Linked DNA regions of Homo sapiens: region 2 is linked to region 1. Evidence: read pairs that join two places in POLR2A ChIA-PET (ENCODE). Cell type or tissue: endothelial cell of umbilical vein. All regions are shown on one strand. Links, peaks and the distances in the headings refer to the core of each region. The heading gives the core; the rest is flanking DNA.

Evidence for each region. Peaks named below come from ENCODE experiments on the same cell type or tissue, not always from the same donor. Only the 100,000 strongest peaks of a DNase experiment are listed, where the experiment ranks them.
Region 2: POLR2A ChIA-PET joins it to region 1 with 5 read pairs; 2 of 35 experiments call an interaction of 5 or more read pairs at or near these places.

The regions. Positions count from the first base shown.
Region 1 is chr21:37,368,715-37,380,892 of GRCh38, forward strand. The region is part of intron 1 of DYRK1A (dual specificity tyrosine phosphorylation regulated kinase 1A); the gene reads left to right. Among named protein-coding and RNA genes, the nearest start is that of DYRK1A, 8.0 kb to the left of the region's middle. In endothelial cell of umbilical vein, for the core only: no CTCF peak of the experiment used is centred there; DNase peaks (open chromatin) are centred at 5,537 and 6,287; H3K27ac peaks cover 2,758 bases.
Region 2 is chr21:36,390,910-36,403,087 of GRCh38, forward strand. It overlaps CHAF1B (chromatin assembly factor 1 subunit B), which reads left to right. Exons shown (of 14, transcript NM_005441.3): 4 at 642-759; 5 at 3,638-3,741; 6 at 6,506-6,602; 7 at 8,612-8,696; 8 at 11,849-11,942. Among named protein-coding and RNA genes, the nearest start is that of CHAF1B, 12 kb to the left of the region's middle. In endothelial cell of umbilical vein, for the core only: no CTCF peak of the experiment used is centred there; no DNase peak of the experiment used is centred there.

The DNA of each region.
Region 1 (12,178 bases), core at 2,552-7,551:
CTGGTCTAAGGTCATACAGCTGGGACTCCAGGAGCCAGAAGGCTGTAGCCAGTCTGGAGTTGTGAATCATTAGGGTGTAACTCATTATTAGAAATACTGGCAAATTTTGGAGTGATTCGTGTTTAATGACTCAGGGTTCTAACCTAGAGATGTGTCCCCGTAAGGTTTTTAGCGTGGAATTACCTTTGTGGCTTGCCGAGGCCAAAAGGTAAGGTAATGGTGATGAGGCCTGTTAATAAACTTTTCAGGCCTTTCCCCCCCCAAGAAAACTATGTAGTCAATTTTTGAATGAAAGGAATTAAAGATATTCCTTGATGTGTTTTGTACTTCAAACAATTTTGATTATAGTCATTTTTTGAGTATTGATGAGTCATAAGAAAGTTTTGTGTAAAGTTATTTTTAGTTATTCTTTGAATGCTTAAGGGTTCCTCTGTGACCCTTTTATAGTTTATGTGTCCAAAGTATTAATGAATATATTTAGCATTTTGATTTTGAGGTGTTTTAATAACTCAGGGGAATTACCTTTAGCTTTTGTGTTGTTTAATTTCTCATGTCTTGATCAGTTACTTTAGGATAATATTGTTTTCAAGTAGACTTTTAAAAATGTGAGACCAGAACTAAAGTTTCATGTGTTAAGGTTTTAAGCTGCAGAAGATCATTTCAAAGAAACTGGTTATGAAAAAAGCTTACTTGATTATAGTCAAGATTTTTTACGCATACTTCAGGTATCCCAGTACTTTGGAGGATTTTCCCTGGTATAGCAGTGGTGTTTATGGTAGCTGTCCAAATTTATTTATACTTCAAACCATGCCAGAAAGTTAAGGATTTCTGTCAATGTCTACACCTAGTTCTCTTGTTAAGACTAGTAAAAAGTTCTCTTGTAAAAAGTTCATTTTTACCTCGAGAGGCATAAGCTCAGAGATTATTGCAGGAGGAAGGGTCACCCCTTGTGTTTGCGCCATGAAGGCACACTCCTTTTTACCTGGTGGGTGTTGAAAAAATATTTGAAGGAATAGACCTGAATGAATGGTAATTATTGGTAGGGGTGGGAAATGGACTAAATGACCTAGTGAGATCTTTGTTTTGAGATCTAAGTATAAGATCATCTCTTAAACCTTTTAACAATATTTTGGTGGAACCTATTAGAAACTTAACACATTATTGTGTGCAAGATATCTAAAAATAAGTCCAGTTTTTTAGAGGCAGTAACATTTAAGATAATTTAAAACATTCCATATTAGTGTAATGTCTTGTTAGGGAATGTGGACAGTAAAAACGACCATTTGTTAAATTTTTTTTCCCCTCCAAAATATTGTCTGATGTTTGCTCCTTCGTGTTACTTATGGAGAGTTACTGTTTATGACTTAAAGATATGGGGGTGGAGAGGCCTAGGTAACTGCAACAATGTATTTAGGTAATTTACATTAGGTTTTTAGAGGGCTATGACTATCTGCAAAAGGAAAATTCAAGATACCTTGTTATAAACATGGTATACAGTGACCTTTGGCATGCATTTTGTTTTGTAACTACACGAAGTGTTAATTTGGATTGAATCTTTGTTTTCACTTGAAAACCTTTTTTTTTTTTTTAAGAAATAGCTTGGAAATTTAGGCTGCCCTGAGGTGTTTTCGTGTGTCTGTTTATGGTTGACAAGTATCTAGTTATGAGAAGAAAATGTGGATAGAATTAACTGTATTATAGGCGAGAAGGGAATTGCCTTATAATCTTGTGCCACTGAACACAAGATTAGTAGAAGAGTGGGCTTCACTTGTGACTTTCTTGGTATTTGTGATTAGGCGTGTGCCAGTTTGTCTTTGCTTTGGCATTAGCTTTCCTCATATTTGAGAAGGCTTTCACGTTTCCTGTACACACACAGGAAGCAGTTTCACCCCTCCCCAAGAAAAAACTTATCTAAACCCAGCAAAACCCAAAAACTTCCAGAAAGTCTTTATCAAGAATTTAGTTCCTCATCCCCAAAGTTGTGTTAGTCTTATTTTGTAGTAATCATAAGCAGTTATTTAAACTGAACCAAGAATCTTTACTTTCTGTTGAGTGTTTTGGTGATTTTACCTCCATATATGTTCGTCTATTTTCGATTTAGAAGTAAAGATATTACGTGAAACTATTAGTAATGTTTCCTGAAACTTGATACTAACAGTTTGCTCTGTGAAAGTGAATTGTGTGACCAGTGTAATAGCACCTTATGTATATATGGTGGTTTTGCCTTTTAAAAGACTTTTTACCAGATGTTATCTTGACTGTTGGGCAATTTTCTGATGGCTAGAGAGGTGGTAATTTATGACCCAAAGCTTGCTCAACTTTGGATTAAAAAGTTTGGAGAGTTAAAATTTGTGTTTAATTACTTGGAAAAATCAGCAAATTATATTAAATTACCTAAAATTTCTCCTCAGTTGCTCCCAAATGAAGAAAGCTTTTTGAAATCTTGCCTTATGTCAGTGCTACAATTTTAAGCTAGAGTTGTAAAGTTTACCATAGAGTGTTTGAAAGTGAAATGTAGACTTCATGTGACTAAAATAATCATTGAAGGTTCGTTCATATTGGGTAATTGAAGAAAGATCTTATTTGTTAATACTGGCTACCAGCAGCCTTAGTTTGATTATTATTTTTTTATATGGAAACAAAATGATTTGGAAATATTGCACTGCGTAAGCCAGCTAGGTATTTAAAAAGTTAAGCTTTTGCTTTGAAATCCTACTTCCAGAGTACTAAAACGAGTGAGAATTGTTTATTGGTGATAATACCCTACGTTGAACACGTGAAATGGTGTGGTTTCTTTTGGGCATATATGTTTTGCTAATGTAGAACCATTTTGGTGTCTTGGCAATTGGTTCTTATACCAGAGCTATGTATCTTCTCTTCTAGAAAGCGATATTTAAAAGTTTGTATTACTGTTAAAACTAGGTTTTGACAAGTTACATAATTTTTTTTTGGTTTGGGGCAGATGCTCATATCTGATACATAGTGAGTAATAGCTTAAAATGTGTCTTTGTTCTTGTCAGTGAATATTCTTGTTTTATCTCCCCATGTTAGAAAAGTTTGTTTTAATTGATTTTTGGGGGGGGCCCAGTGAACTGGCTTAACATAGAATGAAACTGGCTTTCAGCATCAACTCTATTTTAAATAACATCCCTGTTCATTAAATAACCCCCTAATTTTTCTTGAGTGTATAACATTTCCAATGACAAGATTTGATTTTTTAATTTTTAAAAAAGCTTTCACAAAAAGCTTTTCCGTATTATCATTATCTATATTATTTGATAATATAGAGCCATTTCGACATCTTGGCAGTTGGTTCTTCTACCAGAGCTATGCATTTTCTCTTCTGGGTTTTTCACAAAAGCTTTTGCATGTCCGTAAAATGTTATGGACATGTATGGTTAAGGCTTGCATCTTGGCACCCATGTATTTGGGTAAAAAGATGCTTGAGGCCTGGCGTGGTGGCTCACACCTGTAATCTCAGCACTTTGGGAGGCCAGGGTGGGCGGATCACTTGAGGCCAGGAGTTCGAAACCAGCCTGGGCAACATGGTGAAACCCTGTCTCAAAAAACAAAACAAAACAAAAAAAAAACAGGTGTGTTAGTGCCACCTGTAGTCCAGGCTACTCAGGAGACTGAGGTGGGAGGATCAGTTGAGCCTGGGAGGTGGGGGGTTGCAGTGAGCTGAGATTGTGTCACTGCACTCCAGCCTGGGTGACAGAGTGGAGCACTGTCTCAAAAAAAAAAAAAAAGGTTTGAACTGTGACATCTGTCTGTCTGCTTGCTATCCAGTTATAGACAGCAGTTGAGGCAGCATGATACTGTGGAAAGATCCCCTGCCCATGAAACCATGAACAGAGGCTCCAGAATCTGGCTGATCTGAGTCTCAACAGGTTCTGTTGGCTGTGTGACTTTAGGTACAGTGATTTCACCAAACATCAGTTCCCTCATCTGTAAAATGAGGTTGATAGTAATTAGCATAGGAATCTTGTGAAAATTGAGATAATGCATGTACATTTCTTCATGGATTTCTTTCTCCTCCTTTTTTCTCTCCTCATCTTCATTCATGCTCATTCTGTGATCCTAGCATAAATATTTTCTTCAGAGAGGCCTTCCCCAAACCAGGTAGTCTTCCTTGGCCATGCATTCTTTTTTTTGGCCAAGCAGGACCATTTGTTTTTCTTTGCAACCCTTACTGCAAATATGATTATTCATATATGTTCTTATATATAATTGTTCATTAAATTTCATTTAATATAATTGTAAATTTAATTTCTCCATTAAATTTTAAAGTCCATTTGGACAGGAAGAAGTTTTTCTTGATCATGGCTGTAACTCCAGTGCCTGGCACATAGGGGGTTTAGATTCATAGAATGATAGAATGCGGAACCTGTATGTTGAATCCTTCCTGACTACCACTCCTTAGCCATGTCATCTTGGGCAAAACAGCTTCTCCTCGCTTCAGTATCCTGTATGCCAGATATAGATAGCACCGGCTGCCCTGCCCAGGATTTTGAGAATGTGAAATGAGACACTATAATGAAGTGCTGAAGTGTAAAATGCCATATAAATATAAAATGGCACAGTAGCAATAATCTCAGTAATGGGGTTATTCAGTAGGAAGCTCTATTGTGACTTAAGAGTATAGAATTTTAGCTTTGCTGAGTTGGTTGGTAGCTAATATTTAAGAGTTACGATAAATTTAAGCTTTCTTATATGTACCAGTTAGAATGTAGATGGGCCTGTTTCTGACTAAATACAGTGGCTTAAACGAGAAATTTATTTTTCCTTCATAAAACAACAGTATAACTTATCTAAGGCTGATATGGTGGCACCACGATGTGAGGGAGCTTGGTTCCTTCTGTCTTGTTGCTTTCCTGTGCTTACCATTTTCTTCATAGTACAAGGCAGTTTCTCACTACATCCACAGTCCAGGAATAGGATTTTGGGAAGGCACATTCCATCCCTTTAAAGACAAACCTGGAAGTTGCATACATGATTTTTCTTCATACCCTATTGGTCATAACTTAGTCATGTGGCCATGTTTAGATACAAAGGAGTCTGGGATATGTGGTCTTTGATAGGTGACTATTTGGCTGAAAATTTGGGTCTACTGAAGAAGGGGAGAATGGGGGATGATTAAACATTGCCTGTTACACTTCAAAATGTTTTGGGAGAAGCTTCCAGAAATAGACTTTGAAAATACAATGGATTGCATTAGTTAATAAGTTTATTTTCTGTATTTAATCATTAATTTTTTAAACTATGGTATGTGAATTCAAATAGACCGTTATGCAAAATATAAGTAAGTGGTCAGATTAGAAAAATGTAGCTATACTTTTAGTAGTGAAGGGATTTTGGGTCTAATAACAGTTATTTTACTGACGCTTTATTTTCTGATAGAAACATGGTTCTTGATTGCTGTGCTTGTATCACGTAAGCAATATTTGAAATCTGAGCTTTTGCATTTAGTGTTAATAGTCCACTGGACCAACTGAATGTCTTCTTGCTCATACCCTCAGCAAACAATGCTACAATAACACTCGCATGTTGTCAGGATGTCATAAAGATTTGAGTCACCGAACACTGCAAGAAGGATGATAGCAGAGATATTTAAACGTACATTTACTATCTAGTATGTTCCTCTTGAATTCCTGTGGATTTGAAAAAAGAGAAATATAAATATCTAAGATTCCCTTAAACTATGAAATATTATTAGCTCTAGTACAGACTTGGGAAAACTAATGGTTCCCAAACAGTCTTCTGGAGAACTTGTCAAAGTTAAGAGATTTCCAAGCTCAGATGCCTCTCTTTCTGTAGGTTTAGAGTGATGCTCTGGAATCTGCTTTCTTTTTTTTTGAGACAGAGTCTCGCTCTGTCGCCCAGGCTGGAGTACAGTGGTGCGATCTCGGTTTACTGCAAGCTCCGCCTCCTGGGTTCACGCCATTCTTGTGCCTCAGCCTCCCAAGTAGCTGGGACCACAGGCGCCTGTCACCACGCCTGGCTAATTTTTTTGTATTTTTAGTAGAGACGGGGTTTCACTGTGTTAGCCAGGATGGTCTCAATCTCCTGACCTCGTGATCCGCCTGCCTTGGCCTCCCAAAGTGCTGGGATTACAGGCTTGAGCCACTGGGCCTAGCTGGAATCTGTTTTCTTAAGGACTCCAGGTAATCCTGATGCAGTAGGAACATTTTGAGAAACACCAATAAAGTTCATTTCTCACATATTAGAGAAGGAAGTGGGTGCAGAGAAGCTGAGTGACTAATCAGTGCCTCAGAATAAGCAGGCCTGGGACTAGCATTGTTTTTCCTGACTCTTCGTTCTTTGTTCTTTCTACAGAAGAGGGAATAAAGGACAAGGTGTACAGAGTGCAGTGGGATTTTATAGGAATAGTTATCATCTTAAAGTAAGTATGTGGCTTTTAATGTGGGAGCTTATGTCTAGTGAATGGTTGGCCCAGTTGTCCTTTTTGCCCTATAGAAAAATAATGTGAATATTTAAATACTCAAGTGAATGTTTAAAGGTTAAGTGAATATTTAAAGGTGAAAAGCTGAAGGTTTTAAGTAAGGTTTTGTTAGTATCAGCACTATTGTGGGCAATGTATATACAGCATTAGAATAGATGTATAGGCAGCTACTTACTTGACATGATTAGAAGGAACAAAGGTAGTTCTTGTCCTCAAATTACTACTTTCCTTTTAGGTTGCTTGTAATTTTCACTGTTGGAATTCATTTCATTAGATTAAGATAAAATCTGGAATTCTCTAGTTTAAAATTTTAAAATTAGAATATTCCTAGAGGAATATTACTTTTTTTTTTTTTTTTTTTTTTTGAGATGGAGTTTCACTTTTGTCACCCAGGCTGGAGTGCAGTGGCACAATTTCGGCTCACTGCAACCTCCGCCTTCCGGGTTCCAGCAATTCTCCTGCCTCAGCCTCCCGAGTAGCTGGAATTACAGGTGCCTGTCACATACCCGACTAATTTTTTGTTATTTTTAGTAGAGACGGGATTTCACTATGTTGGTCAGACTGGTCTCCAACTCCTGACCTTGGCCTCCCGAAGTGTTGAGATTATAGGTGTGAGCCACCACACCCAGCCCTGGAGGAATATTCTTTACCTGTTATGAGGTTAACACTTTATTTGTATCAGTTATTATTATTAGATCTAGCCTGAAAACCCATAGCCCTAAATTGGAACAGGCATGCCTGTTTTTGCACCCAAAAGTTGCCTTTTGGCCCGCCAAGCCCCCCTCTTCCTATACCAATATAAACCTGAAACCGCAGGCCCCACAAGCAGACGAGGAGATGAAGAACAGAATGACAGAATGGCTTGGCAGAGAGAAGAGAGAGTCTGAGTGCTGGGAGGAGTTCCACTGGGAGTGGTCAAAGGGGAGAACAGCTGCTTAGTGCAGGTGTCAGTCCAGAAATCAGAATGATGCCTGCACTAAGAATGTTTTGGAAAGGAGGGAAGAACACAGTCCATGTGCCCTTTACTGAGAAAAATGAAGGGTATGTTTAGGCCAGGCGCAGTGGCTCATGCCTGTAATCGCAGCACTTTGGGAGGCCAAGGCGAGTGGATCACGAGGTCAGGAGTTCGAGACCAGCCTGGCTAAAATGGTGAAACCCCCATCTCTACTACAGATACAGAAATTAGCCAGGTGCAGTAGTGAGTGTCTGTAGTCCCAGGTACTTGGGAGGCAGAGGCAGGATAATTGTTGGAACCCTGGAAGCGGACGTTGCAGTGGGCTGAGATCGTGCCACTGCGACAGAGTGAGACTTCGTCTCAATTTTTTTTTTAAGGGTATGTTTAAGAAATATCACCTTGTGGTATGGTCATGGGAAGGTTCATGTGAGTATTCTCTGGTGGCCAGAGGTTGGTAGTGTTAGCTTGCTTCGATGGCTTCCTATCACTGAGAGTGTTGGTAATGGCACTGTGGGTAATTCTGCCTAGGACCCTGCGCTTGATTAACTACTGGACTAGAGGGAGTGTCCCTGTTTTCTTACTGTCTTATTTGTTAGGGCCCGTATTTGAGCAGTGTTATCAAACATATAAGGTACGGTTCTGATCATCTAGGATATTCTAGTTTTTAAAGAGATCCACAAGTAGTATATAGTTTAAAAAAACAAGCTCTGTGGAATGATAGCAGATCATTTCCCCCTTCTCATGTTCCATAATAATAACTGTTCAGTTTTTCCTACCAGAAATGTATGCATGTGTATATATACACACACAATTATATATATTATACTTTTAGTATGTATTGTGTTAGAAAACTATGTATGATTCCATTATTTTTAAGTGCATAGACAGGTGTGTGTGTGTGTATGTACACAGTGTCTGTGTATTTAAAATCCAAACCAAATGGGATCAGACATACTAAACACACAGTTTTGCAACTTAAGCTTTTTATTTATTTAGTTAGTTTTTGAGACGGAGTCTCGCTCTTTCCCCAAGGCTGGAGTGCAGTGGCGCAATCTCGGCTCACTGCAAGCTCCGCCTCCTGGGTTTACGCCATTCTCCTATCTCAGCCTCCCGAGTAGCTGGGACTACAGGCCCCTGCCACCACGCCCGGCTAATTTTTCGTATTTTTAGTAGAGATGGGGTTTCACCATGTTAGTCAGGGTGGTCTCCATCTCCTGACCTCGTGATCCGCTTACCTCGGCCTCCCAAAGTGCTGGGATTACAGGCTTGAGCCACCGTGCCCCGCATTTTTTTTTACTTGACCTATGTTAGAAATATTTCCATGTCAGCTCACAGAGCTCCCATTTTTTAAAATTTGGGACAGAGTCTCGCTGTCACTGAGGCTGAAGTGCAGTGGCATGATCATAGTTCACTGCAGCCTTGACCTCCTGGGTTCAAGCGATCCTCTCACCTTAGCCTCCTGAGTAGCTGAGATTATAGGTGTACACCACCACACCCAGCTAATTTTTAAATTTTTTGTTGAGACATAGTCTTGCTATGTTGCCTAGGCTGGTCTTGAACTCCTGGCCTCAGTGATCCTCCTGTCTTGTCCTCTCACAGTGCAGCTGTGAGACACTGCCCAGCCTCTATTGTTCTTAATGGTCGGAAAGTATTCTGTTCTATGGTTGTACCTCTGTTTAGTCAGACTGCATTAAAGGACATTTAAGTTCATATTTTTGCTCTTTTAAACAATGCTGGTGCGTACTTCCTTGCATGTATAGTTGTGTTCTGTGAGTATTGGCCATAGGATGTCTATTTATAAGGAAAGTGGCTGGTTCACCAGGTATATGGATATTTGAATATATGTTGCCATATTGTCTTCCAGAAAAGTAGCAGTAGTTTATGCTTTCACCAGCAGTGTCTGAGAGTGTATAGTTTCTCAAATCTCACCAACACTGTTGTTACCTTAGATTTTTGTGAATGTAATAGGTGAATAATGATGTCTAGTTGTTTGGATTTGCATTTCTTTAATTATGACTGAGTTTGAACACCTTAAGTTGTACTATAAGATTTTTATTTTAAATAACAAAATAATTCATTCTTCATCAGATGTATGTTATAGTTAAAGTATTTCCTGGGGGCCAGGCATGGTTTCTCACACCTGTAATCCCAGCAATTTGGGAGGCCGAGGTGGGCTGATCACCTGAGGTTGGGAGTTTGAGACGACCCTGACCGACATGGAGAAACCCTGTCTCTACTAAAAATACAAAATCAGCCGGGTGTGGTGGTACATGCCTGTAATCCCAGCTACTGGGGAGGCTGAGGCAGGAGAATTGCTTGAACCTGGGAGGCGGACGTGGTGGTGAGCCGGAGATCACGCCATTGCACTCCAGCCTGGGCAACAAGAGCGAAACTCCATCTCGAAAAACAAAACAAAAGTATTTTTTGGGTTCCCTTTATTTCGTTACTCTGTTGATTGAATAACTGATGTTTTGATAAATTGTAAATGCCTACAGAAAAGGGGGCTCTTGTTCTTCTTCAATTGAGTGAACATTTGCATGTCCTCTGTATGAGATATGAGTCGTGGTAGAAGCTTTTGATTATAAAAGTGAATAAGGTTTGGTTACATCTGCTTTTAATGTTGAGATAGGTGTGTCAATACAGGAAAACTTGAACACAGATAAGACCATGGCCGTTAACAGTTAGAGGGGTTGACATGTGGAGAGCTAGAAGAGCACAGGAAGTAAGACAATTATGGGGATTCGAGTGTGCATTGTGGAGATGGGACTGGGTCTCGATCTTGAAGAGTGGATGGATGGGCTTTTTATGGTGGAACCTGAGGACTTGACAGTCTATTGGAGGAAGTCATGTGGGCAATGGGTGGTGGTGGGAAATGAAGGTGACTTTGAAGAATGACAGAGTCATATCCCTGGAGCATCAGATGAGGGAGAGAGGGAGGGAGAGTGAGTTTGGTATGCTCAGGGAGTGAAGGGGACACTTGTGGACATGAGAGTGGGGTTGAGTCTTAATATTATAAAGATATGAATTTGGGGCGATTGAGGGTTTTTCAGCAGGGATTAGGACAGATCTGTGGGTTGGAGGGAGGTGACACTGTAAGAAGGAGGGTTTGGAAGGCAGGACCATTCTAGATGTAATGTATAGGCATGAGGGAATACGAAGAGGTGAAAAGTGGAAGACAGATGGGAAAACCTTAAAAATATTCTTAATTATACTTTAATTTCCAACAGACCAAAGTGAGTATTTCTGGATTCAAACAGCAACATGGCCAAGTTTTTGGAGATAGGAAAAAGAGTATTAAGCTTTGTTGGCAGTATACTAAAAGGTTCTAGGAATGCAGTGATTAGGTTTTAGTGGGACATGGAGAATATGTCCTACTGAGGACCTGAAGGAACTGTTGAGGAACTGAAGATAGAATTATTATTGTAGTTCAGACCTTACATTAGGGACAGGTGGAAATAATTTGCAGCACCATTAAATATGAGCTAAAAAATAGGGCAGTGGGAGAGGGCAATGTTTGAAGCTGTGAATCTGTAAAGGAAAAGGTTGTATCATAATTCATGGTTTGGAAAATGGAGAGTAGCTGAGCATGTGAGCAGTTTCATTTTTTCTGAGCATCTTAGTATTTGCCTGAAAAAAATCTCATATTCTCTTTATTTTTTCATGTATCCTAATTGGAAGACTGGTTATTTAAAAAGCATTTATCTTGTGGAGTGATAGAACTATTTATTGAGCACCTGCTGGTGCCAAATATAGAAAAACCTGGGGCCTGGGAATCAGTGCTGAAACAAAGGCCACTCCTGTCCCTGCTATCACGGATGTTACGTTCTGGCTGGGGGAATCTTTAATAGTTCTTGAGTAGGCCTAAGGACTTAGTCTAGAATAGATACAAATTAAATTTTCCTTAAAGCGAACATAGAGTCTATAAAATGGAATAATTTTTGATGTTGCTTTTTGAAGGTCAAAAAATTTTTGTTTCATTTTAGAGTCCTTTTAACAGTTAATTTTGACTTAAAAGTTTGTTTGGATAAAAATAGGACTCTAGCCCTTAAGACAAATACTGTCTGTTGAAAAATTTATTCTGATTTGGTTATTTTCCCTCGAAAAAAACAACTGTTACCACAGTGGTGTTTTTTACTTTATCTTTACATCAAATGTTCGTTATTGAGAGACATTGCTTCTGTGATATAAAAGATTGTTTTGTAAAAGTTTGTTGAAACAACAATGGTAAGATCCTATAGGATCTCATTGAGTATTTTACAGTTTAATTTTTTTTTTTTGTATTTCGTTGTTGTGGTTCTGTAGTACAATTTAAAACATCAGTAAAGCTAGGTAAATTTACCTAGGAATTGGCCTGAAGGCCCACAGTTACTCAGCAATATTAGAGACAGCTATGCAAAGGGAGAAGCCAGGCGTTTTAAGATTCACGGGAGACAGTTTGTAGGAAGGCTGTTTGCTGAATAAGACAAAGATACAGACATGCAAAGTAAAGGATGTGGGCCTATAGGGAAGGTCAAAGAATAAGGAAAGTTCACTTGAGTGAGCAGAAATGGAAGAGGGATTTAAGCAAATAGATGAACAAGAATTGTCTCTCCTAAAAAAAAAAAACCTACACAATTATTTGATGATTTATTATGACTTTTGGGGTAGAGACCACGCTAGTCACAGGATCTGCAAGCCCTGCCACCTGGATGATCTGGCTCCAGCTGGCTCACTGCCTCTTCTCACCAGTCTCTGGATCATGTGACTGTACCGGCTCCTAG
Region 2 (12,178 bases), core at 3,687-8,686, 980 kb before region 1:
CCTCCCAAAGTGCTGGCATTACAGGCGTGAGCCACCCCACCCTGCCTATTATCCCCATTTACAGGTGAGGAAACTGAGACATCAAGATGCTAAGTGACTTGCTGAAGGTTTCTGAGCTAGGAACATTTGCCAACCCTTGCACTGAGGGTTCTTTGCTGTTTTGTTTTTCTATTCAGCTATTTATAGGTTATGCCTTCAGATTTATTAATGTAGCCAGTCATTTTGCAGTGGCATTTGCTGGCCTAGGGACCCTTCTGTTTAAGGTGATTTTGTATAGCTCTGATCTGTTATGAATTTGATTTTGGAGTTTTAGCTCAGAAGGCAATTTGCCTACTTTCCCTGTTGAAATGCTTGGAAGTAAATCATCCTGGCCATAGTGTCCACTGAACAACATAAATGTTGTTTTAATACCCTAAAAATCCTGACATGCAGCTAATTTTTTTGTATTTTTAGTAGAGACAGTTAGCCAGGATGGTCCTGGGAGGCAGAGGTTGCAGTGAGCCAAGATTGCGCCACTGCACTCCAGCCTGGGCGACAGGGTGAGACTCCGTCTCAAAAAAAAAAAAAAAAATGAAAATAAAAATCCTAATATGAAGGAGTGTGGGTGAAGCGTGGATCACTGTTACTGAATCACCCTGCAGATGCTGTCATCCTATTGTGGAAGGTGAATGATAACAAGGAGCCGGAGCAGATCGCTTTTCAGGATGAGGACGAGGCCCAGCTGAACAAGGAGAACTGGACGGTTGTGAAGACTCTGCGGTAACTTGGGAGGGACCATGGCAGTGATCTCTGTTTACGATGAGTGCATTAAATGGAATATACCTTTTGACTTTTTTTTTCTTTTCTTTTGAGATAGGGTCTCATTGTCGCCCAGGCTGGAGTGCTGTACTGTGATCACAGTACCCTGCAGCCTTGACTTCCCGGGCTCAAGTGATCCTCTCACCTCCCAAATAGCTGGGACTACAGGTGCATGCTACCATGCCCTGCTGATTTTTAAATTTTTTTTTTTTTTTTTTTTTTTTTTTTTTAGTATTTATTGATCATTCTTGGGTGTTTCTCGGAGAGGGGGATTTGGCAGGGTCATAGGACAATAGTGGAGGGAAGGTCAGCAGATAAACAAGTGAACAAGGGTCTCTGGTTTTCCTAGGCAGAGGACCCAGTGGCCTTCCGCAGTGTTTGTGTCCCTGGGTACTTGAGATTAGGGAGTGGTGATGACTCTGAAGGAGCATGCTGCCTTCAAGCATCTGTTTAACAAAGCACATCTTGTACCGTCCTTAATCCATTTAACCCTGAGTTGACACAGCACATGTTTCAGAGAGCAGGGGGTTGGGGGTAAGGTTATAGATTAGCAGCATCCCAAGGCAGAAGAATTTTTCTTAGTACAGAACAAAATGGAGTCTCCTATGTCTACCTCTTTCTACACAGACACAGCAACAATCTGATTTCTCTATCTTTTCCCCACATTTCCCCTTTTTCTATTCGACAAAACCGCCATCGTCATCATGGCCCGTTCTCAGTGAGCTGTTGGGTACACCTCCCAGACGGGGTGGCGGCCGGGTAGAGGGGCTCCTCACTTCCCAGACAGGGCGGCCGGGCAGAGGCGCCCCCCACCTCCCGGACGGGGCAGCTGGCCGGGCGGGGGCTGCCCCCCACCTCCTGGACGGGGCAGCTGCCGGGCAGAGATGCTCCTCTCTTCCCAGACGGGGCGGCTGCTGGGCGGAGGGGCTCCTCTCTTCCCAGACGGGGCGGCTGCCGGGCGGAGGGGCTCCTCACTTCTCAGACGGGGCGGCCGGGCAGAGACGCTCCTCACCTCCCAGACAGGGCGGCGGGGCAGAGGCGCTCCCCACATCTCAGACGATGGGCGGCCGGGCAGAGACGCTACTCACTTCCTAGACGGGGTGGCGGCCGGGCAGAGGCTGCAATCTCAGCACTTTGGGAGGCCAAGGCAGGCGGCTGGGAGGTGGAGGTTGTAGCGAGCGGAGACCACGCCAGTGCCCTCCAGCCTGGGCAACATTGAGCACTGAGTGAGTGAGACTCTGTCTGCAATCCCGGCACCTCGGGAGGCTGAGGCTGGCAGATCACTCGCGATTAGGAGCTGGAGACCAGCCCGGCCAACACAGCGAAACCCCATCTCCACCAAAAAAATACGAAAACCAGACAGGCGTGGCGGCGTGCGCCTGCAATCCCAGGCACTCGGCAGGCTGAGGCAGGAGAATCAGGCAGGGAGGTTGCAGTGAGCCGAGATGGCGGCAGTACCGTCCAGCCTCGGCTTGGCATCAGAGGGAGACTGTGGAGAGAGCGGGAGAGGGAGAGGGAGACGGTGGAGGGAGAGGGAGAGGGAGAGGATTTTTAAATTTCTGTGGAGACAGGGTCTCACTATGTTGCCCAGGCTGGTCTAATTTAGAAGTTTTATTTATATGAAACAGTCCTAAGACAATAGTTTTAAAGGATGAAAGCATAATTAAAATGGATTTTCTTAGTTTCGGCTATACATTTTTCTTAGTAAAAAGTATTCAATTTTAAAGATACAGCTATCCTTTTTTTTTTTTTTTTTTTTTTTAGATGGAGTTTTGCTCTTGTTGCCCAGGCTGGAGTGCAATGGCATGATCTCGGCTCACCGCAACCTCTGCCTCCTGGGTTCAAGCGATTCTCCTACCTCAGCCTCCCGAGTAGCTGGGATTACAGGCCTGCACCACTATGCCCAGCTAATTTTTTTGTATTTTTAGTAGAGACGGGGTTTCTCCATGTTGGTCAGGCTAGTCTCAAACTCCCAACCTCAGGTGATCCGCCCACCTCGGCCTCCCAAAGTGCTGGGATTACAGGCGTGAGCCACTGCGACCGGTCAGATATAGCTATCCTTGAAAGTAGTTTTTTATAGCTATAGCTAATATAGTGCCAGTGGAAATTTTGGAATCTCATTTTAATGCTTAGTTCTGGAGATTGTCCTTATATTTTTGATAACTTGTCCGTTTTTGAGTTAATAATTGCTTTTTGTTTTGTTTTGTTTAGAGTCAGAGTCTCACTCTGTTGCGCAGGCTGGAGTGCAGTGGCATGATCTTGGCTCACTGCAATCTCTGCCTGCTGGGTTCAGGGGATTCTCCTGCCTCAGCCCCCAAGTAGCAGGGACTACAGGTGTGCGCCACCACACCTGGCTATTTTTTTTTTGGCTAATTTTTTTTTTTTTTTGAGATGGAGTCTCACTCTGTCGCCAGGCTGGAGTGTAGTGGCGCGATCTTGGCTCACTGCAATCTCTGCCTCCCAGGTTCAAGTGATTCCCCTCCCTCACCCTCCTGAGTAGCTGGGTCTGCAGGTGTGCACCACCACGCCTGGCTAATTTTTTGTATTTTAGTAGAGACGTGGTTTCACCATGTTGGCCAGGATGGTCTCGATCTCCCGACCTTGTGATCTGCCTGCCTCGGCCTCCCAAAGTGCTGGGATTACAGGCGTGAGCCACAGCACCTGGCTGATTTTTGTATTTTGAGTAGAGATGGGATTTTACTGTGTTAGCCAGGCTGGCCTTGAACTCCTGACCACAGGCAGTCTGTCTACCTTGGCCTCCCAAAGTGCTGGGATTACAGGGGTAAGCTGCTATACCTGGGGAGTAATTGCTTTTTTCCTCTTTGTTTTTGGATTCTAGGGGCCACTTAGAAGATGTGTATGATATTTGCTGGGCAACTGATGGGAATTTAATGGCTTCTGCCTCTGTGGATAACACAGCCATCATATGGGATGTCAGCAAAGGTAAATGATATATTTTTGTTATTAGCAGGAAGAAATATTCTAAGCATCTATAAAAGCCTAAAAGTCTAACTTGCTTTAACTTTTTTTTTTTTTTTTTTTGAGACAGGATCTCACTCTGCCGCCCAGGCTGGAGTGCAGTGGTGCGATCTTGGTTCACTGCAACCTCTGCCTCCTAGATTCAAGCGATCCTCCTGCCTCAGTCTCCCAAGTAGCTGGGACTACAGGCATGCACCACCACACCCAGTTAATTTTTGTATTTTTAGTAGAGACGGGTTTCATCATGTTGGCCAGGCTGGTCTCAAACTCCTAACCTCAGGTGATCTGCCCGCCTCAGCCTCCCAAAGTGCTGGGATTACAGGCATGAACCACTGCCCCTGGCCCTAACTTACCTTAACTTTATTTTTTATTTTTATTTTTTTGGAGACGGAGTTTCGCTCTTGTCCAGGTTGGAGTGCAATGTCACAATCTTAGCTCACTGAAATCTCCACCTCCCGGGTTCAAGCGATTCTCCTGCCTCAGCATCCTGAGTAGCTGGACTACAGGTGTCTGCCACCACACCTGGCTAATTTTTGTATCATTAACAGAGACGGGGTTTCACCGTTGGCCAGTCTGGTCTCTATCTCTTGACCTCAGGTGATCCACCCGCCTCGGCCTCCCAAAGTGCTGGGATTACAGGCATGAGCCACCACACCCGGCCTACTTGCTTTAACTTTAAAAGCAACACAAAAAATTGTTTTAGTGAACTAAAGTAGGTGGTTGGCTCAACAGGATAGGGGTTAGTCCCATATGCTATGGATTGTCAGAGGGTAAGAGGCTTAGCACTGGTGCTGCAAGTTACTGATGCTGAAGCCAGGCAAATCCCACATGGTGGGGCCAGCAGATAAGATGACAGGCCCGGGCCCTGCCTTTATGGAGGTTAGGATCTCGGGAAGATTAACAAGTCACTTATAATTTATAGGGCATTGCATGCTAGTTGATGGGGTAGGTGGGATCAGGTTTCCATTTTAGAAGATCAAGGAAAGCCAGGGACATTCTGTTCTCTAGTTGGGGAGACAGTGGACATGTGAAAAGTTATAGTGGTGTGAAAATAGCTGTGAAATGCCAAAAGCAAGTATGGCTAACTCCTAATCATTTTTATCCCCTGCCATCCTTTACTCAAACTTTGTTTTCTCCCAAACCTCTTCCTGCCAATTCTACAACTCAAGTACCTGGGTAGGGCAGTTGTTGTTGGCTGCCACCGCAGCACTGTGTCAGCCCAGTTCTCATCCAGTCTATAAAAATTTTTGCTCTTTTTAGTACCATGCTGTCCAGCCAAGCCATCCTCCATCCTCCGTTCTGTCTTGTTTTGTGTGGTTTTTTTTTTTATTTTAGATGGAGTCTCCCTCAGTTCCCCAGGATGGAGTGCAGTGGTGCGATCTCAGCTCACTGCAACCTCTGCCTCCCGGGTTCAACAATTCTCCTGCCTCAGCCCTCAAGGTAGCTGGGATTACAGGCGCCCGCCACCACTCCCAGCTAATTTTTGTATTTTTAGAAGAGATGGGGTTTGCCCATGTTGGCCAGGCTGGTCCCAAACTCCTGACTTGAAGCGATCTGCCTGCGTCGGCCTCCCAAAGTGCTGGGATTACAGGCATGAGCCATTGCGACTGGCCAGGATTTTAGGTTTTATCATAAGTGTGATGGGTTGTTACTGAACCTCACCAAAAACCTCAAAAAAAAAAAAAAAAAAAAAAAAAGAATGACTTGTCAGGCACAGTGGCTCAGGCCTGTAATCCCAGCACTTTGGGAGGATTGCTCAAGCCTAGGAATTCAAGACCAGCATGGGCAACATGGCAAAACCCTCTCTCTACCAAAAAAATACAAAAATTAGCTGGGTGTGGTAGTACATGCCTATAGTCCCAGCTACTAGGGCTGCTAAGTCTCTTGAGCCTGGGAAGTTGAGGCTGCAGTGAGCTCTGACGGCGCCACTGCACTCCAGCCTGGGCAACAGAACCACACCCTGTCTCAAAAAAAAAAGAAAAAAAAAAAGGAATGGCCAAGGCTTCATAACTCTCTTGTCTTTTTATGCAGGCGATCTCTGTGTGCTAAATATTTTCCCCGAAGTCCCTTTTCCATCCCTGTTCGCATTGTCTGCTCTGGGCCCTCCTCATCTCTCTCCTGGTCTACTCGGTCACCTCCTAACTAGTGACCCTCTTTGTCATCTTCTAAACCTGTTTCACCTTTAAAATGCAGACAGCTTCTCAGCTTGAATTCACAGCCTTTTCCTTACACACAAGGTCTCTGTAATACTTCTCCTTTCCTCCTTATCTTCTGTTCTTGGCCCTCCTCTGTACCCATTAGCAGTTCTCAGCTACCTCTCCCTGCTCCATATTCACTTCGCTAAGCTGTTTTAACCCAGGGATTCCCTGACAATACCTTCTTCCACCCTTCATCCCCTCTTCATCCTGCCTGACCTGGGGAACTGAACTTAGATCTTCTCAGACCCTCCGCCCTGTGCTGTCAGCTCCCCTCCCCCGGTCCACATGTGTGATCCTTGCTTGTTGATGGGTCTGTCTGATCTGTGGGCTCCCTGAGGGTGGGGACTGCATGAAGTCATCTTTGTGACCCCAGAGCCTGACACAGGGTTTTAGTACAGAGTCTCTCACTTACTGCCTGCTGAGTGATGCGTGGTAAAGGGAATAATATTTAAGTCATAGTTTATACTATTTGGGCTCAAACAGGTTTTGGTAATGCTGTTTTGGTGCGTGTGTGTGTGTTTTTTTTGTAGGACAAAAGATATCAATTTTTAATGAACATAAAAGTTATGTCCAAGGAGTAACCTGGGACCCTTTGGGTCAATATGTTGCTACTCTGAGCTGTGACAGGTAAATTCAGCTTTGGCATTTACTTGGAATTTCTTTGTATTTACTTGGAATTTTCTGAAGAGAGGTATTTATCGTAACTTAGCCAAGATTTATCATAGTCTAACTTTGATTCTTTTGTTCTTGTTTTCATACTCATTCTTACAACATAATCAGAAATTGGAAATTAATTAGGACAAGTGCCTTACACGAAGTTTGTACTTAGTAAATCTTTTTTTTTTTTTTTTTTTTTAGACACAGTCTCACTCTGTCACCCAGGCAGGTGTTGTGGCGCAATCTCACAATCTCAGCTCACTGCAACCTCTGCCTCCTGGTTTCAAGCGATTCTCCTGTCTCAGCTTCCCTATTAGCTGGGATTACAGGCACATGCCACCATGCCCGGTTAATTTTTGTGTTTTTAGTAGAGACAGGGTTTCACCACGTTGGTCAAGCTGTTCTCAAACTCCTAACCTCAAATGATCTGCCTGCCTTGGCCAATGTGCTGGGATTACAGGCATGAGCCACCATGCCCCGCCCTGAACTTAGTAAATCTTTATTATTATTACTATTTTTTTTTTTTTTTGAGAGAGGGGCTTACTCTGTCACCCAGGCTGGAGTGCAGTGGTGCAATCACAGCTCACTGCAGCTTTGACCTCCTGGGCTCGAGCAATCCTCATGCTTCAGCCCCCCAAGTAATTGGGACTACGGGTGTGCACCACCACACCCGGCTAATTTTTATATTTTTTTGTAAAGATGGGATTTTGCCATGTTGCCCAGGCTGGTCGCGAACTGTTGAGCTCAAGCCATCTGTCTGCCTTGGCCACCCAAAGTGCTAAGATTACAGGTGTGCTACGGTGATTTTTATTTTTATTTTTTTTAAATTGTTTTTTGAGACAGAATCTCACTCTGTCACTCTGGCTGGAATGCAGTGGTGCGATCTCGGCATACTGTAACCTCCACCTCCTAGGTTCAAGCGATTCTCCTGCCTCATCCTCCTGAGTAGCTGGGATTGCAAGTGTGTACCACCATGCCTGGCTAATTTTTGTATTTTTAGTAGAGACAGAGTTTCACCGTATTGACGATGCTGGTCTCAAACTCCTGACCTCAGGTGACCTGCCTGCGTTGGCCTCCCAAAGTGCTGGGATTACAGGCGTGAGCCACCTCGCCCAGCCCAGTTATTTTAATGACTCCATTTAAATGGATATAAAAATAAACTATTTTTGTGCTTTCTGAAAAGAAGTCTTGTTGTCGTGTTTACTGGCATAATTGCATTTAATTGTATTGTTGGAACAAAGAGTTAGAAAAAATGAGGAGTGCCTCCTATATTACTTAATAGTCCTTTTGAATATTTATCTGACTACTTTTAAATAAAACAAATTGAATATAAGATGGCCTTGGAATAAAAGTGGTAGGGAGGAGTTAGTGTTTATTTTTCATAGAATCTTCTGTTGTATTCTAAATGCCATTTATTTTCTGACAAGTGTGTTTTATTCAGACAGTCATCAGTAAAACAATCTGATTAGCTAGTGGGAGTAATGTGACTTACCAATTTTTTTTTTTTTTTTTTGAGACAGAATCTCGCTCTGTTGCCCAGGCTGGAGTGCAGTGCCACAATCTCAGCACTGCAACCTCTGCCTCCCGGGTTCAAGTGATTCTTCTGCCTCAGCCTCCCGAGTAGCAGGGATTACAGGCGCCCACCACCACGCCCGGCTAATTTTTTGTATTTTTGGTAGAGATGGGGTTTCACCATGTTGGCCAGGCTGGTCTCGAACTCCTGACCTCAAGTGATTCACCCGCCTCTGCCTCCCAAAGTGTCGGGATTACAGGCGTGAGCTACCGCGCCCGGCCTGTAATATCCTTTAGGTTGTTAATACTTGCTTCCTTCTTAATTACCCAGTTGTGAATATCATTGGTAAAAGCTTTTGCAGGCTGAAAACTGTTGCGGTGGTAATAGGCTGTTGGTAATAAGTTGTTTCTGTGTGAAGCATAATTCATTTACTAGAAGTGGTAAATCAGACATGTTCTTTCTTCAGGGTGCTGCGAGTATACAGTATACAGAAGAAGCGTGTGGCTTTCAATGTTTCGAAGATGCTGTCTGGAATAGGGGCTGAAGGAGAGGTATAAAATATTTTGCCATTCTTTTTCAGCAGCGCTTTAACTGAGACTTAGGAAGTCATGAGCTCCTCCCATACCCTTGCAGCCAAATCACTGGCCACAAAGAGCCGATTCCAGAACTACAATAAGGCTTCCTTTTGGACAGTCAAGGCTCAGTTACTGTGGTGGGCTAGTCTGTATGGAAATGGGGACATCTGGAGACCAGGGTAGAGCCACTGATGGAGGACAGGACAGTGGTTTTCAACCCTGGTTGCACGGTGGAATCACCTGGGAAGAATTACAAATATGGGTGCTGGCCGGGCGCCGTGGCTCATGACTGGAATCCCAGCACTTTGGGAGACTGAGGTGGGCGGATCACTTGAGGTCAGGAGTTTGAGACCAGCCTGGCCAACATGGCCAAACCCCATCTCAATGAATTGCAAAAATTAGCCAGCTGTGGTGGTGCATGCCTGTAATCCCAGCTACTCGGGAGGCTGAGGCATGAGAATCACCTGAACCTGGGAGGCGGAGGTCTTAGCCGTGAGCGGAGATCATGCCACTGCACTCTAGCCTGGGCGACAGAGCGAGACTCGATTTCAAAAATAAAATGAAATAAGGCTGGGCATGATGGCTCATGCCTGTAATCCTAGCACTTTGGGAGGCTGAGGCAGGTGGATCACCTGAGGTCAGGAGTTTGGGACTGGCCTGGCCAACATGGTGAAACCCTGTCTCTACAAAAAATATAAAATTAGCCGGGTGCATGCATGTGATCCCAGCTATTCAGGAGGCTGAGGCAGGAGAATTGCTTGAACCTGGGAGGTGGAGGTTGCAGTGAGCTGAAATCACACCATTGCACTCCAGCCTGGGTGACAAGAGCGAAACTCAGTCTCAAAATAAATAAATAAATAAAAATAAAATAAAAATAAAAATATGGATGCCTTGGCCCCAACCTGAGTGGCGTGATTCACTTGGCTGGAGGTAAGCAGGGCCTCCATGATTCTCAGGTATAGCAAGGGCTGGTCACTACTGATCTGGGAAGATCCCTACACGAGGCAACAGAAGACAGGCAGGTCGAGCGTTGGATCTGTCTGGCAGCAGGCAGTTTACTATCTTGGCAGGTAGGTAGAGAGTTTTGCTAGCAGACAGCAGAGACCCAGCCAAAACACTGGTATTTAGGAATAGGAAGGATTTTGACTTTCAAATAATTGGCAAATGAAAATAGGACCCTTTTTGTAAAGGAATCAAGGCTACCGAGGCAGGCAGCGAGGTGCGGGGAGCAAGCTGGTTACTGGCTTCACACGGGGACATGGTGCAAATGCATCCAAGGAACCAGGGTAAGGCAGTGTGGGCTGGGCGCTGACAGGCACTGAGAGGTCACACCTGTGAAGTAAGAATAGTAATGCTTCCCGGGTGCGGTGGCTCAGCCTGTAATCCCAGCACTTTGGAAGGCAGAGGTGGGCAGATCACCTGAGGTCAGGAGTTCGAGACTAGCCTGGCTAACATGGTGAAACCCTGTCTCTACTAGAAATACAGAAATTTGCTGGGCATAGTGGCGCATGCCTGTAGTCCCAGCTACTCCGGTGGCTGAGGCACGAGGATCACTGGAACCTGGGAGGTGGAGTTTGCGGTGAGCCGAGATTGCGCCATTGCACTCCAGCCTGGGCAACAAGAGCGAAACTCTGGCTCAAAAAAAAATATGTGTATATATATGTTTTTGTATATATTATATATAATATATACTTTAATATGTTATATATTTATATTATATATAATATATTTTTATATTATACATAATATATATTTTTATATTATACATAATATATATTTTTATATTATACATAATATATATTTTTATATTATACATAATATATATTTTTATATTATACATAATATATATTTTTATATTATACATAATATATATTTTTATATTATACATAATATATATTTTTATATTATACATAATATATATTTTTATATTATACATAATATATATTTTTATATTATACATAATATATATTTTATATTATACATAATATATATTTTTATATTATATATAATATATATTTTTATATTATATATTTTATATATATAAAAATATATCTATTACATATATATATATATGAATAGTAATGCCGGCTTCCTTGTGTTCTTAAGAATTAAATGCTTGTTTGTTTGTTGAGACAGTGTCTGGCTCTGTCACCCAGGCTGGAGTGCAGTGGCACGATCTTGGCTCACTGCAACCTTTGCTTCCTGGGTTCAAGCGGTTCTCCTGCCTCAGCCTCCCGAGAAGCTGGGATTACAGGCGTGTGCCACCACACTTAGATAATTTTTGTATTTTTAGTAGAGATGGGGTTTTGCTATGTTGGCCAGGCTGGTCTCGTACTCCTGGACTCAAGTGATCCGCCCGCCTTGGCCTCCCAAAGTGCTGGGATTACAGGTGTGAGCCACCATGTCTGGCAAATGCTTGATGTTTATAAATAGTAGTAAAAACTGTCCCAGACAGGTGTTAAAGAAATGTTGTTTTAAAAGATTAATGATTACCAGTTTAATAATCCACTATTTTCTTTTTTTAAAGGGTGCATTTGTTAATAGCTGGATGTGGTGGCATGTGCCTGTAGTCCCAGGAGGCTGAGACGGGAGGATTGCTTTGAGCCCAGAAGTTCTAGGTTACAGCGACCTATGATTGCGCCACTGCACTCTAGCCTGGGTGACAGAGCGAGACTCTGTATCTAAAGAGTGCATTCAGTTGGAAATTCTAATGAATCCACACAGATAGAAAGCAGAGGTCTCCTGGTCATCTTCCCACTGTCTGCCAGTCTCAGGCCCCAGACATGCCACTATTGACCCTGTGGTTTGTGTTCTTAAGAGTTTTTAAAAATAATTTTAGAACCACATAAAACACACATATATACATATAGCTTTACCTAACAAAAATGTGTGGTCAGTTTTCATGAATGTTTACCCTTGCAGTGTTGTACAATTATTTGATTTGTAATGTGTTTCAGTTTCATTTATGATTATGTCAACAATAAATGACACTATGTAAAGAAAACCATAGGCACATATAGCAGTTGGGAAGCGTTTATTTGTGAGTGTAAAGATTTGGAAAAATGTTTAAGCTTTGTGTGTAGAAAACAAACAAAAAAAATAATAAAAATAAATTTTGTGTGCGACAGGCAAGAAGCTACCGGATGTTTCACGACGACAGCATGAAGTCTTTCTTCCGTAGACTGAGTTTCACTCCCGACGGATCTTTGCTTCTCACGCCAGGTGTGTTTCGTAGCTTTGGACTTAAAGGAATGATGGCCGAGTGGGGATGTCTGCTCCCGTTTTACGCTGCAGCTTATCAGCTCAGTGAATGCTGATTAGAGTGGGGGTCCCCGACTTACCTGCCCATTGGAACCTCCAGGAGAGCTTCAAAAAACACATTGGTGCCTATGTCCCATCCCTAGAGATTGTAGTGTATGTAATTGGTCTGGGTGGCCTGGCTTTTGGAATTTTAAGAA